Linked DNA regions of Homo sapiens: region 1 is linked to region 2. The links are chromatin contacts, found by Hi-C or POLR2A ChIA-PET in ENCODE. All regions are on one chromosome and are shown on one strand. The core of a region is the stretch at or near the end of the contact, and the rest is flanking DNA. Distances in the headings are between cores, read along the strand shown. Region 1 overlaps MRPS9-AS2 (MRPS9 antisense RNA 2). Region 2 holds the start of UXS1 (UDP-glucuronate decarboxylase 1).

Region 1 (6,851 bases), core at 1,799-4,298, 1.2 Mb before region 2:
GAGTGCTAGGATTACAGGCAGGGGGAGCCACCACACCCGGCCTAGTGGTTCATCCTTCACTGGGTATTATTATATGCTGTGTAATAAGCATACCAGGCACAAGGGAAATAAGGATGAATTTGACACCCTATCTGTTTCTAAGGAAGTTCAAAACGCAGGCAAACATGTAAATGATTAATTAAAACAGTATGGTGCCTGCAATGGTAGGAATGTGTGCAAGGAAGAAAAAGGGTGAGTGTATTTTGCACATGAGAGAATTATAAGTAATTTTTGGCCAGAGATCGGACTGAAACACTTTGTAACGTGGTCTCTGAATTCTTTGAGACTTCTCCCATCAAGAGAGCATGTCTGAGTCCCCTGTCCTTGAGCCTGGATCTTGTGACTGATTGACTGATAGAATAAGACAGAAGTGATGCCATGTTGGTTTCTAAGCCTGGGAAGGCCCAAGAAACTGCCAACTTCCAATTCCTGCTTCTTAGGTCACTTGCTCTTGGAAGCCACCACATGCTTGGCGGAAGCCCAAAGTAGCCCACCTGGGGTGAACACACGGTGAAGCTGAGACATCGTGAAGACAGGGATGTGGCCGGTCTCCACCTGCTCCAGCTCCTCACTGTTCCAGCTTCAACCACTGTCTGACTGGGTCCCACCAGGAAGTTCTTCTGCTGGTCTCACTGGGGTGTCTCCTACAAATGCACTTAGTGGATGGCTGGGCTGGAGTCATGTGAAGGCTGGACTGCAACAGAGGGACGGCTGGCTTCTCTCCATCTCCATGCAGCCTCTGTGCCTTCCACGTGGCTACCCCTGCCTTCCTCACAGCATGGAGGTATCAGGGTAATTGGGCTTTTCTCACGATAGCTGGCTTCTCCAAAGTGGAAGTTGCAAAGAACAGGACAGAAGCTGCGAAGTCCCATGCCCTAGACTTGAAAGCCTCTCTGCCAGCCCAGATTCAATGCTGAGGGCACTATTCAAGGGAGTGGCTACCAGAAGACATGGCTCAATGAAAGGGGCATCTTGGAAGACTAAGTGGCAGCTAAGCTATTATCCTGTAGATAATGAGGAGTCATTGAGGCTTTTAAGTAGGAGATGGATTTGATTTCAGTTTTGTTTCAATCATTCTGGGACTAAGTGAACTAGACTGGGAAGGGAATGACCCATTTCCTTTCTGGGCGACACCAAAGATATCTGGGGAGGCTTGGAGACCTCTCAAATGCCTAGAGGGGTTACAGAGCCCACATCTCTGTGGTCCCAAAGCAGTGAGTCTCCATCCATATAGATAGAACAGCAAGTGCTACATCAAGAGAGAAGCTTCACATGATTTAAATTCTCTCGGCCACACTCCAACATAACTCCCTAATGTCCCAGAGGAAGCAAAGAAATGGCAAACTATTCAAAACAGAGTCGGGGCCTGGCGCGGCGGCTCACGCCTGTAATCCCAGCACTCTGGGAGGCCAAGGCGGACGGATCACGAGGTCAGGAGATTGAGACCACCCTGGCTAACACGGTGAAACCCCGTCTCTACTAAAAAAATACAAAAAATTAGCCACGCGTGGTGGCGTGGTCCTGTAGTCCCAGCTACTCGGGAGGCTGAGGCAGGAGAATGGCGTGAACTGGGGAGGCGGAGCTTGCAGGGAGCCAAGATCGCGCCACTGCACTCAGCCTGGAAGACAGAGCAAGACTCTGTCTCAAAAACAACAACAACAACAACAACAACAAAAACAAAACAAAACAGGGTCGGTAGAACGTGAAAGCAGCTACATAAATTGTACACCATGTGTCTTGGCTCTATTTGTTCCATGACAGTGTGGACGTGGTAATGAGGGGAAGTGGAAGGTTGGTGGAGGTGGCACTAAACTAGAAACTAAAAGCAAGAAACAATTGTGACTCCTATCCCATGACAGGAGTCTGCACCTCATTTTCACACCAACCTGGCAGGTTTTGCTTTTGAGGAGTAGTCAGCCCAACTGGGACTTAGGGGTACTTAGGAGTACTTAGCCCAACTGGGACTTAGGGGTAGTTTGGAGTACTTAGCCCAACTGGGACTTAGGGGTACTTAGGAGTACTTAGCCCAACTGGGACTTAAGAGAGCAGACATTGGTGGGAGTGGAAAGGCTGCCCACATCATCACACACCTGTTGGATACCAAGCCCTGGCTCACTTCATTGCAAATATTATTTTGTTTAATTCTCAAAAGAGCTATCCAGGGCAGGAATTATCGTTGTGTTTTTTGAGATGAGGAAGCTGGAACATAACTCCCCCAGATCACCCGCCTTACAGGAACAGAAACGCTGGCTTCTGACCCCACAGGCATGCTATCTCCTACATGGTTTTGTTATAAGCTCCTTTTCAGCATTTTGTTGTCAGAGTGTTTGCAAATGAAGAATAAAAGGACTTTACAGCTGAGGGTAGTTCCCTGACTACCATACTGTCACCCTGGCCACAAGAAGTCTAATGACAGCTTTGAGCTACAGGCATGCAAGCTCAGAACTTAAAATTCTTTTATTTTATCAGCTCTCTTTAGGGAAAGAAATCCTTCTAATCTCCTATAAAGAATTCTCAGTGGACATCAGCTGGAAAAACTGGCAAATGCTACTTTTATGGCTTCGATTTCTCTTGTTTCTCCAAATGTCTCTATTGCATGGGCTTTTGCATAAAACAATGTTTGGCAGGACCAGAGGTTTTCAGCAGTATCAATTGCACTAGGCTATAGTGGGTCTTCATCACCGTGAAACTGGGGCATTTACAGCCCAGCAACACTAAGTCTTGTTTAATGCAGCTCAGAATTCTCAGAGAGGCTGGAAAGTCACACAGGTGTCAGTCATTCATAGTGGCTTCATGGTACCTCGTATATCATTTAGTGTCCAGCCAAGATACTGAAGCCACACCAGCTATTTTAACAGAGACCTTTTAGCATAAAGACCCGTTAACTAGAAATTGAGGAACTGAAAAGGCAAAAAGGGAACACTAAGATATCACAGAGGTAGCAGGAAGCAGCTGCCTCCCCTACGACTAGAGGTAGAGATTATTAAAGCTTAGAAGCTTGAAGAAGAGGCCCCACAGTGCTGGGATGCAGACTTCTGAGGAGGGACACCAGCTGGCTGGTGCAGGCATCTCTCACAGGGTGAGATGAAGCTGGTTCTGAGTGCTGGAAAAGCTGCAAACTAGGTCCGGCTGTTACTACTGCAATGAACTGCTGCTGTCTGCATGAAGAGATGAGGCTGGAGTGACACTGCAGGAACAGGAAGCAAACTGGAAGGAAACAGGAAGGAGCCAGGTCCCCCTTTCCACCTCCAAAGCACAACTTCCCTCTAGCACCGCCTATTGGCAGAGTTGATCAGAGAAGCCACTGGAAAGGTAAAGTGTGGTTTGCAGAGTCCCAGCCCCAGCAACACAAAACCACACAGAAGTGGGTTTGAAGTTGACAGACAATCGCCTAATAACTGGCATCTTTAGCAAGATTTTAAAAATAAATTTGACACCAAAAACAAAAAAAAAATTATAGCAGTAAAAGACACTCATGTGGGAAAATGTTTTGAATTTAACCACTTGCTTTTTATATTAAGCCATTGCTTTGGTATTGGGAGAAGGAAAAGTGTTACATTATTATTGGAAACCCTGAATTCAAGTAATGCAAATCTGTCTTCGAGTTCATTTAACAAAGTGACATTTAAATTACTAAGAAGAATGGAATAAACTCTATGTTATTTGCACTCTCCCAATACACTGGGATGAAATTGTCCTGGGATCAGCAACTGATTAAGCTGATTATATACTTCATACATGGAGGATGTGGTTTTCAACCGGCCACAATCAAAATACAATTTACTTCTGTTAGTATAATAATGTAGATGCTATAAAAGGCATCTCTCGGTAAGTGTTTTTCATGTACATTTCTGCTACTATTAGCAGGGTATTTTCACAGCCTCGCTCTATCTTCTCCTTCCTTTTAACTCCAAACTCTAACCGTAGAATTTTTCAGACTTCTCAGAATAGATACAGCAAGGGAACCCTGACACATGGTGAGGAGGAAGGGGGCCACACTGGGGGCTGCTGGGAAAATAGGCATACATATGCTGGCATGGAAAATGGCACTCAAAGATGGGTGGCTCATGAAAAGGTGTAAGGCAAAAGGTAAGCCAGGCTAACAGAGCAGTTGGAAGCAGTGCCAATAGAAAGGGATCTACCAACAAAATAAAAGGCATTGTCTGTGTGCACCTGTTCTGAAAAGAAATAATCATGAGGGCAATGGTTCCCATGAACAATGGCTTATCCAAAAGGAAGGAGCTTATTTCCTTACTCACTATTTGGATGACCAGACTGATGCCTGGTGTCTCTCCTCTAATTAGCATGCTAGCAATGAATGTACTGCATACCTCCTCAGCCAAATTCTGTAGAGGAGATGCTGCAGGAACTTATGAAGTTCCTGACTCACTTCTATTCTGACTCACTTCTAGTTGGTCATGCCTAAACATATGTGTAGCCCTAAGCCTTCTCTCCATTTCTACAGCAACACCTCCATCCATGCTGTCATGATTCTTGCCTGGACTTCTGCAGTCATCCTTCACCTGGTTGTATTAGTTAGGGTCTTCCAGAGAAACAGAATCAATAGAAGATGTATATATGTCTCTCGCTATATCCATCTGTCTATCTATCTATCTATATGTCTCTCTCTTTGTGTGTGTGCATGTGTGTGTATGTATATATATATATATATATATGGAGAGAGAGAGAGAGGAGATGTTTATCTATTTCTACATATATAGAGAGACATAGAGGATTATATATATATAAAATCAATAGGAGTATAATCAATAGGATATACATATATATAGAGAGAGATATCTCTCTCTCTCTATATATATACAGAGAGGATATATATATATAAAGTCAATAAGAGTATAATCAATAGGATATATATATATATATATATATATATATATATATAGAGAGAGAGAGAGAGAGAGAGAGAGAGAGAGATTTATTGTAAAAGTTTGGATCATGCTATTATGGGGGTTGAGAAGTCCCACGATCTGCCATTTGCAAATTAGAGAACCAGGAAAGCTGGTGGTGCAGTTCCAATTTAAGCCCAAGTCCTGAGAAGCAGGAGAGTCAGTGGTGTAAGCCCCAGTCTGAATCTGAAGGCCCCCAAACCAGGATCTCTTGTTTCTGAGGACAGAAGAAGCTGGATGTCTCACCTCAAAAAAAGAGTGATTTGGAATGTGTTTTTGTTTTGTTCAGGCTCTGAATGGGTTGGATGATGCCCATCCACATTGGTGAGAACAAATCTTTGTTGCTCCGTCTGTGGATTCAAATGCTAATCTCTTCTGGAAACACCCTCACTGGTACACCCCCAAATGATATACTACCAGCTATCTGGCTATTCCTTAGCCCAGTCAAGTGGACACATAAAATTAACCATCATGCTGGTCTTTCCAATCCTATTCCTATCCCCTTTCAATCTATTCTCCAAAAAGCAGGCAGAGTTAGTCTTTAGGAACTCAAATGGGGCCATGCCCTTTCCTTATCGAAAAGCTTTCAGAAGTTTCCATTTCACTTACAGTAAAATAAAAAATTGGTTAGCAAAAATTACAAGGCCCTCTGTGATCTCATCTCTGGGTAGCCCAATAGGTTCAGTTGGTGCCATCCTCCTTGTTCACTCTGCTCTCGCTGGTGCCTGCTGCTCTTTCTTGTTGCCTCTCTCTGAAATGTTCTCTTCCCCATGTCTTGCATATACAACTCCTGCTCATTCTTCATCCCTGGGCTCAGGAGTGAAAGAAAGAAAAGAAAGAAAAGAAAGAAAAGAAAGAAAGAAAGAAAGAAAGAAAGAAAGAAAGAAAGAAAGAAAGAAAGAAAGAAAGAAAGAAAGAAAGAAAGAAAGAAAGAAAGGAAGGAAGGAAGGAAGGAAGGAAGGAAGGAAAGAAAGAAAGAAAAGAAAGAAAAGAAAGAAAGAAAGAAAAACACACATAGCAGGTCCCTTCCTTTGCCTAATGGCCTAATGTTCCCTACCAATGAAGAACGGAGACCAAATCGTCTGAGCATGGAGCCAGTCTGAGATAGAAGTTAGAAGCTCTAAGAGCCTCTCCCATTATGGTCTTTTCTTCATCCATGACCTAAACTCCAAGGAAATCCTTCTAGAAATAACTTCTGAGCACCCACAATGATGTGTATAAATCATGACACCAGAACTTGCGGGAGATACCCAGAGAGCACGGCTTCTCCATCAGGGAGGCTACATTCCAGGCAGCAAGGAGCTGAGTGTACACAAATGAGTCTGATGTGAGGCAGGAAATGTTAGGTGACGTACGTGAAAAACCAGCAAAACAGGACAGGGTTCAGAGCAGGAGAGAGTGCTTCTCTTGAGACCAGTCAGGAAAGCTGTCTGAATTAAGGGATTGTGTTTTAACTGGACCTCGGAAAACAGTAAAGAGCCGGACATGTGATAGAAATGTCTACCAGAGGGCTTCCAAGTGGAGGAACCAGCAGAGCAGAGGCTTGGCACCACAACGCTGTGTGTTAGTGCAAGAAGGAATATTAGGAAACCTACTAAAAGTCCACTGGAAATCTTTGCTTGGTGAGGACAAACAAATATATTTCAAGGAATGCTTTGTTTATTGTGTCCTGCTAATCTTGTCGGAACCATTTCATTCCACGTGAAGAGGTGAATCCACATTTGGGAATGTGGATTCCCAAAGAGCTCAGGGAGATACCTGAGCTCCTGGGCTCAAGAGTCACTTCCTCAGAAGATCCCTGCCTTGCTCTCCCCTTCCCTTTTCCCCAGCCTAGAGAAGGTCCTCACATTGTTCATTTCTTTTCAGATCCTAATCATAACTTAAAATCCAAGTGTGCTTATTTAG
Region 2 (6,959 bases), core at 2,889-5,388:
AATTAGAACACCAGCCAATTATTCGCTGGAGAAAACAAAAAGTAACCTACAACATGACTCACTAGGAACAGCATTTACATAGTCATGCTTGTAAACACTGCATGATGAGCTCCGTGAGATTATACCACATCTATATAGGAGGGTGGAGAGCATGTACAGGGGCAAAGAGAAGAAAAAAATCATCTCCCAAAGAACAAAGTCACTAGGTAATATCTACAACTGAAAAATCAGGAAGCCAGGTGATTCAATGGCACAATGATAAATACCAAAATAATCAACTAAAAGAAGTGAAATGCCTAGGGGTTGGGTGCGGTGGCTCACGCCTGCAATCCTAGCACTTTGGGAGGCTGAGGTAGGCAGATCACCTGAGGTCAGGAGTTTGAGACCAGCCTGACCAACATGGAGAAACCGTCTCTACTAAAAATACAAAATTAGCCGGGCGTGGTGGCGCATGCCTGTAATCCCAGCTACTCAGGAGGCTGAGGCAGGAGAATCGCTTGAACCCAAGAGGCCAAGGTTGCAGTGAGCCGAAATCACGCCACTGCACTCCAGCCTGGGCAACAAAAGCGAAACTCTGTATCAAAAAAAAAAAAAAAAGAAATGAAGTGCCTGCTTCTGGGGAGAGGGAAATGGTGGCAGGGGATACTGTTTGGCCCTGCAGAAGCTATTTAACTTTTTACACTATATGCATGTTAAAAAAAAATACGTTAAAGGTAATTCAAGCAGTCTGCCCAGGAGCTACCTAGTAGGTTGGCCTGATTTTTGATTCAGCACAAAGGGCAGAAACTGAGTTCTTTCAATGAGCCATTAGCACTGCTATAAATGTTTCAAGGGCTGAAACACATAAGACACAATCCCTGTCCTCAGAATCGGGATTTCATTGAGAAAAAAAAGCCAACATATGAATGGGAAAGAACTCAAGTACAATGCAAGTTAGCAGGTGGTCAACCCTAAGACATGAAGAAGAGTTATGTGGTATCAAGGAGGAGACTCAGGGCCAGAGTAGGTAACAAAGACTTTGGGAAAGATGTAAGGAGGAGAAGGAGAAAGGCTAACAGAACTTGAGTTCTGTTCCCGAAACAGGGAGGGCATTTCTGCAACGGAGGCTGGCTAACAGTGAGGGTGTATATAATTGGGAAGTATGGACAGTTTTTTCAAACAGTGGTGAGATTTTACTTGTAACAGGGAGGGCAAGATTACTAATTAGGAAAAGCAGAGATTAGAAAACACAGACATCACGGTTGAGGGACTACATTTTCAGTGTCCTTCGGTGTTATCAATCACAAGCCCTGTAACATTTTTCCCTGCAGAGTGGCTCAGACTTAGCATACCTGCTCCTTATTAACACTGCCTCCACCCTGTGTTAAACCCCTCATAGCTAAAATCAACCATGTCGTGGGCTGCACCCCAGGCCTGCCTGCCTGCTTGCCTGCTCTGGCCCCTGTCTGCCTGGGCAGCCTCATGGCTGTAATTTTGTTTTCACACTCCAACAATACCATCCTTCTTTGCATTCCTAGAATACTGCCTGCTCTTGGCTGCCGCAGGACCTCTGCACACACTGCTCCTCCTAGAACACGCTCTCTCCTATGACTTCCCTGTTAACTCCTACATAAGCCGTCCATTCTCAGCTCACTTTTGATTCCTCAACAAAACAAACGTACCTGATTGCTCTCACTCAGGAGTTCCTGGCATAGTTCTCATGCATTCCTTTTCCTCACACCAGTTTGTAATTTAACCTTCATTTCCAATTCATGCCCACCTCACCATCTTGGCCAGTGGGTCTCAAAGTGGTGTCAGGTCACAGCAACAGCATACAGAACAACCTATTAGTGATGCAGATTCTCAGGCCACATCCCAGACCAACTGAATCAGAAACTTGAGGTGGGAGACAAGCAGTCTGTGTTTTTTAAAAAAAACCCTACTGATTCTGATGCATGCTTAAGTCTGAGAATCAACGTGCTACACTATGTGGTATAGGGTCTGTACCATCACAGCACAGACCAGTTAAGTTTTAGCACCCCATGGTGTCTCCTAGTGCCAAATTCAGGGACAACAGTAAGGACTTGGTAAGATTTCCTGGTCAGATGAATGATTGGTTAAAAAACTTTCCTGCTGGGAGCGGTGGCTTACGCCTGTAATCCCAGCACTTTGGGAGGCCGAGGCAGGCGGATCACGAGGTCAGGAGATCGAGACCATCCTGGCTAACATGGTGAAACCCCGTCTCTACTAAAAATACAAAAAATTAGCCGGGCGTGGTGGCGGGTGCCTGTAGTCCCAGTTACTTGGGAGGCTGAGGCAGGAGAATGGCGTGAACCCGGGAGGTGGAGCGTGCAGTGAGCCGAGATCGCGCCCCTGCACTCCAGCCTGGGCTGAACAGAGCGAGACTCCGTCTCAAAAAAAAAAAAAAAACTTCCCATGGCTCCATAAATCCCCTACTTTATTAATTCTAAACCCTTGCAGCGACTATAGAATACCCCCAAAATAAACATTGAAACTGCTGTTCGAAGACCTGGGTTCTAGCTCCTGCTCCCAGGCCTTTCTGGGTTCAAATTTTGGCCCTCCTTCTCTTACTATCTGTGTGATCATCCATAAATTTCCTAATCTCTCTTGGCCTTAACTTCCTCACCTCTAAAATAGGAATCATTATAGTACCGATTTCCCAGGGTTGCTCAATGATTGAGACAATGGCACTAAGAATCATGACTCACACAGTTAAGCACTCAACAAATGTAGGTAGTATTACTGCCATAATAATAGTTATTCAACTTTAAATGGTCTTTCCTCTTGGGTCTCAGCTTTCTTACTCAAGATTGACCACACACACACTTTAGACTAGTTCTTCCTCCCTTGCAAAACTACACACATCTAACACCCATCCGACGCCTGAAACCTCCCCTAGCAACCCGGAGTCCTGCTGGGGTTTTCCAGCTCCACCTCCTGAACAGCTGGGCTGTAGCACACAGGCTGGATCTACTCATACTTGCCTTCCTAGAGCTCAACTGAAGTCACTTCAGACAAGTGAAGTACCCACTCACCTCTGGAATCAGATCTTGGTAACGCCAACAGGTTAGCAGGTGATTTCATTTCAGTGTGTGTCTGGGTGGCTAGCATTCAAACGCAGCTCACACTGGGAGCTATTTCTAGTCCAATTTTGCTACTTGGTAACGTATTAATAGCATCAATTAAAACATTCCCAACGAATAGATCTTTAAAAGGACGGTTTCTGACTTCCCTAACAAGCAGAGGGCCGACCACCTGCCTGCGAAGTGCCCCTCCTGCCCTGTCTCCAGGCAGCATGCTGTGAGCGATGACAGAAACTGGACCCGCGCACAGAGAAGCTGCAGGCACGCCCTGCCCGGCCACCCAGCTGCCTGCCTGCTTCGCCCGGCCGCCGAGCCCCGGGGGAAAACCTAGAATGGGGATGCCGGTGCGCCCCGACACCTGGGCACGGCCGCGGGCCGGGGAGCCGCCCACACTTGGCTCCCCAAGAGTTAAACGCTGAGTAATTTTCCTGAGGAGCAAACAGTCGGAGCGGGGGCTCTGCCAATGGCCACAGTATTTTTATCCGACTTAACCGACACCGCGGCGCGACCTCGGCTGTCCCCAAGGGTATCCCCACGCGGCACGCTCCGGAGTCCCCGACCGGGACCCTCGCCGGCTCCCAGCGCGACATGGACGACAGCGCCGCCGCCGAGTCCCCCGCGCCCGGGCAGGAGGCAGAGACCTGGGGCCGCCCGAGGACTGCTAGGGGCCCCTCCGCCCGGGGTCCGCGCCCGGGCCTAAGCGGTAGGGGGTGTGCGCCCAAGTTGGCCCGCTTTGCTGCAAGAGTGGAAAGGGGTGGGAGCAGAAAGCGCCGGCCCCGCCCGGGGCGGGGAGCAACGCGGGGCTGCAGGGCCGCCTCGGGGCCCCGAACCACCGCCGCCCGGCCCACCGCGGCGCCGGGGAATGAATGGGGCTCCCCAGCTGGCAGCGGGCGCGCACTCACAGGCGACGTAGGCCAGCAAGGCGATGCCCAGCAGCAGCTTCATCCTCCTGCGGTTGACGGCAGACACGAGGCGCAGCAGCGCCTTGCTCACCATCCCCGGGAGCCGCGCGGGTCCAGGGCCCTACCGCGCGGGGGCCCGCCTGCTGCACAATGCGCGGCGGCGGCGGCGGCAGCGGCCCCGAGAGCCCCGCCTCCTGCCGCCGCGCGCCCCCGCCCCCGCGCGCCTGCTTCCTGCTGGCGGGATCACCGCGCAGGCGCGCCTCCACCCCCTTCCTCCGGCTCCGCCCCCGCCCCTCCGGCTTCTCTACCCGCAGGCGCAGTTGCCGCCTTTCTTGCCTTGGTTTTCGAAGAATGTGACCTGGAGGGCTGGTGGGCGGTGCGGCGCGCCGCGGCGCATGCGCGTTCCGGTCTGTTTTCCCTGAGTTAAAGCGCGCGGGTGCCAGCCGGGAGGTGCGGCTGGATTCGTTTCGCTGAGGTGCGTCCCCAACCCAAGGGCACGACTGCAGTGGCCAGTTTCCGAGCCCCGCCCGGAGGGGGGCACGCGGTGGGCATTCCGGTGTTGCAGTGAAACGAAACTTATTTGCTAAACTTGGCCGAGCCTTAGAAGTTGAATGCCTGCCTCAGAAAGTTGCCTCGTTCTCTGGGCTGTTTAGTTGGCTTTTTTTAGTTAGAATATCGGCAGCGAAAATGATAAATCCCCTAAACCTTGCCGAAGTAAAAACTGGCTGCGTTTTTTTTCCTTGGCTATGATCAACTGGGGTGCCTTTGTTTTAATAATAGTCTTTTATTATTATTTTAAAAAGCAGTGCTAAGTATATTAATTTAGGATAGACTTGGAAAAGAAAAGATGAAATTGCGCTGTCTCTGCCTAGAGAAAAACCCTGACCATGTTGTCGTGTGTGTTTCATTCAATCTTTTTGTTGAGTATATCTGTTTTATGAGTGCTGTACTGATTGCATAGGAGGTACCTGTGTTTAAAAAGCATTTACTGAATGATGATTACAAGCAAGGAGATGTATCAGAAGATCCACAGATAATCGGAAGCTTGTCATTGGATCTGGAGAGAGCTGGTCCCATGGAGGAAAAAAAGACAGGTACACACAGATGTGTGTGATGCCACATTAAGAGAGATCCCGGATTTGGGATCTGCAGGCTTCAAGAGGTCATCTTCAGCTATACGGAGAAGTTGAAGTCAGCAGCGGCTCTCCTACCTCTTGGAACCTCAGGCCATTTTGCAAAACTTAATAGATCACCCTCCTTTAGATTTATTAGAAACCTCCAAGAAAAGGAAATATGGCAGCTGGTACTAAAGCAGCAGCTTTATGTTACATCTTTCAAACTATAGTGCAAATGATGTGATTCTGATAAAACCTACCTCCATCCTACCCCTCCCCTAAACCTGTTGAGAATCCCTGACTAGGAGGAAACACTGAGCGGTTTGCTAAGGCGGATTGCCCCTGCTATGCATGCTGCCCATAGATGGAGTGGACTTCTTTCGAGAAGCCCAGCTCCCTGACTCTGACGTGTCCAAGGAGGCTGCCAAGTGACAAAACACCTGGCATGGGAGCCTGAGTCCTGGGTTCCCAGAGGGGCCAGGCCCCCAGAGCACACCAGTTTGGAACAAATCGATTTTGTTTGTAAGTCTGCATTTCCTCGTGGCTTTCTGGCTATGGTTTTTGAAAAGAGAACTAGAGCAAGTGGAGCTCTAGGCCTTTCCCATTCCATGACTCCGTGGTTTTTAGATTAAAGATGAGGAGCAGAAATGGAAGAAAATAATAGTTCATTAACATTTGACCTATGGGCAAAATCAGACTGAAGCTTCTAGGCGGATTTCAAGCATTTTAGGTTTTAGGTAGGGTTTAGTTGATAGGTATCCTATTAGACGACAAAGGTCAGAAATTGTGGGGTATTTGCCATTTCTGTACTAAACTCCTTAAGCCCAGCATTCCCAGTTAGCATTTTTTTCTGCTGCTGGACACTACTGCCAACTTCTGCCCTGTGGGATTAAGTATATGGAAATACCGTTAGCAGCTGCAGTTGAAATAGCTGCTGCTGTCATTATTGCCACCCAGAAGGCGGTTGGTGTCCCAGGACACTGGTGTCTTGCTCAGCCGCAGCCAGAATTAAAAAGTAAGCAATAGTAAGTGTGCACCCAGTGGAGGTAAGAAGGCCTGAGGGAGGGAGATGCCAAAGAGACCCTCCAAGCTCCTCCGGGGATCTTGGGCGTAGGCAGCACCATTTCCCTGTGCTCCTTGCCTCTCTTGTTTCTTCCCAGACCCCCTTGTTTCTTCCCAGCCCATCCCCACTTCCCCCGCAGGTTCTGGGCTCATCCCTCCCTGCTCCCTCCCCTTACTGTCAACCCCCTCATATTTCCAGTGGATAGGTTAACAACAATATTTTTGAGCGATTACATATTTTTGAACAAGTTACAAAGGTAGTGTTTTTGACACTCAGGGTAATTAAAAAATGAATTGTAATATGACTTCTAAAGTGTTTAAAGCCTAAGGAGTGGAGAAAATTAACATTTATAAACCTCTACAATGTGCCAGGGACTGTTATGCAATGCACTTTCATTGTTACCTCATTGATATGGTTTGGCTCTATGTCCCCACCCAAATTGTAATCCCCACATGTCAAGGGAAGGACCTGATGAGAGGTGATTGGATCATGGAGGTGGTTTTCCCTATGCTGTTCTCATGATGGTAAGGGAGTTCTCATGACAGCCAATGGCATTTTTTTTTTTGAGACGGGGTCTCACTCTGTTGCCCAGGCTGGAGTGCAATGGCACAATCTCAGCTTACTGCAACCTCTGCCTCCCGGGTTCAAGTGATCATCCTGCCTCAGCCTCCCAAGTAGCTGGGATTACAGGCGCCCGCCACCACGCCTGGCTAATTTTTGTATTTTTAGTAGAGATGGGGTTTCACCATGTTGGTCAGGCTGGTCTTGAACTCCTGACCTCAGGTAATCCACCCGC

The links. A loop is a pair of places that touch in the nucleus more often than their neighbours do. ChIA-PET counts read pairs that join two places held with the same protein, here RNA polymerase II (POLR2A). Pooled maps may share reads with other maps.
Region 1: a pooled map shows a loop between it and region 2 (6-fold over the local background). The contact joins the enhancer-like site here to the promoter of UXS1 in region 2. A Hi-C loop is called at or near these places in 1 of 37 single-sample maps with no recorded cell type and 2 of 50 pooled maps. POLR2A ChIA-PET finds 5 or more read pairs at or near these places in 1 of 52 experiments (OCI-LY7).

Annotation. Positions count from the first base shown.
Region 1 is chr2:104,973,729-104,980,579 of GRCh38, forward strand. All of the region lies in intron 1 of MRPS9-AS2 (MRPS9 antisense RNA 2), which reads right to left. Among named protein-coding and RNA genes, the nearest start is that of MRPS9, 61 kb to the right of the region's middle. RefSeq lists an enhancer at 3,143-3,437. Within about 2 kb of position 3,049, at least 3 of the 41 ENCODE cell types and tissues checked have a DNase peak (open chromatin) inside an H3K27ac peak, as active enhancers do; they include OCI-LY7, where a contact is called at or near this core.
Region 2 is chr2:106,190,163-106,197,121 of GRCh38, forward strand. It overlaps UXS1 (UDP-glucuronate decarboxylase 1), which reads right to left and starts at 4,139. Exons shown (of 15, transcript NM_001253875.2): 1 at 3,986-4,139. The coding sequence starts at 4,079. RefSeq lists an enhancer at 3,232-3,281 and a silencer at 3,612-4,221.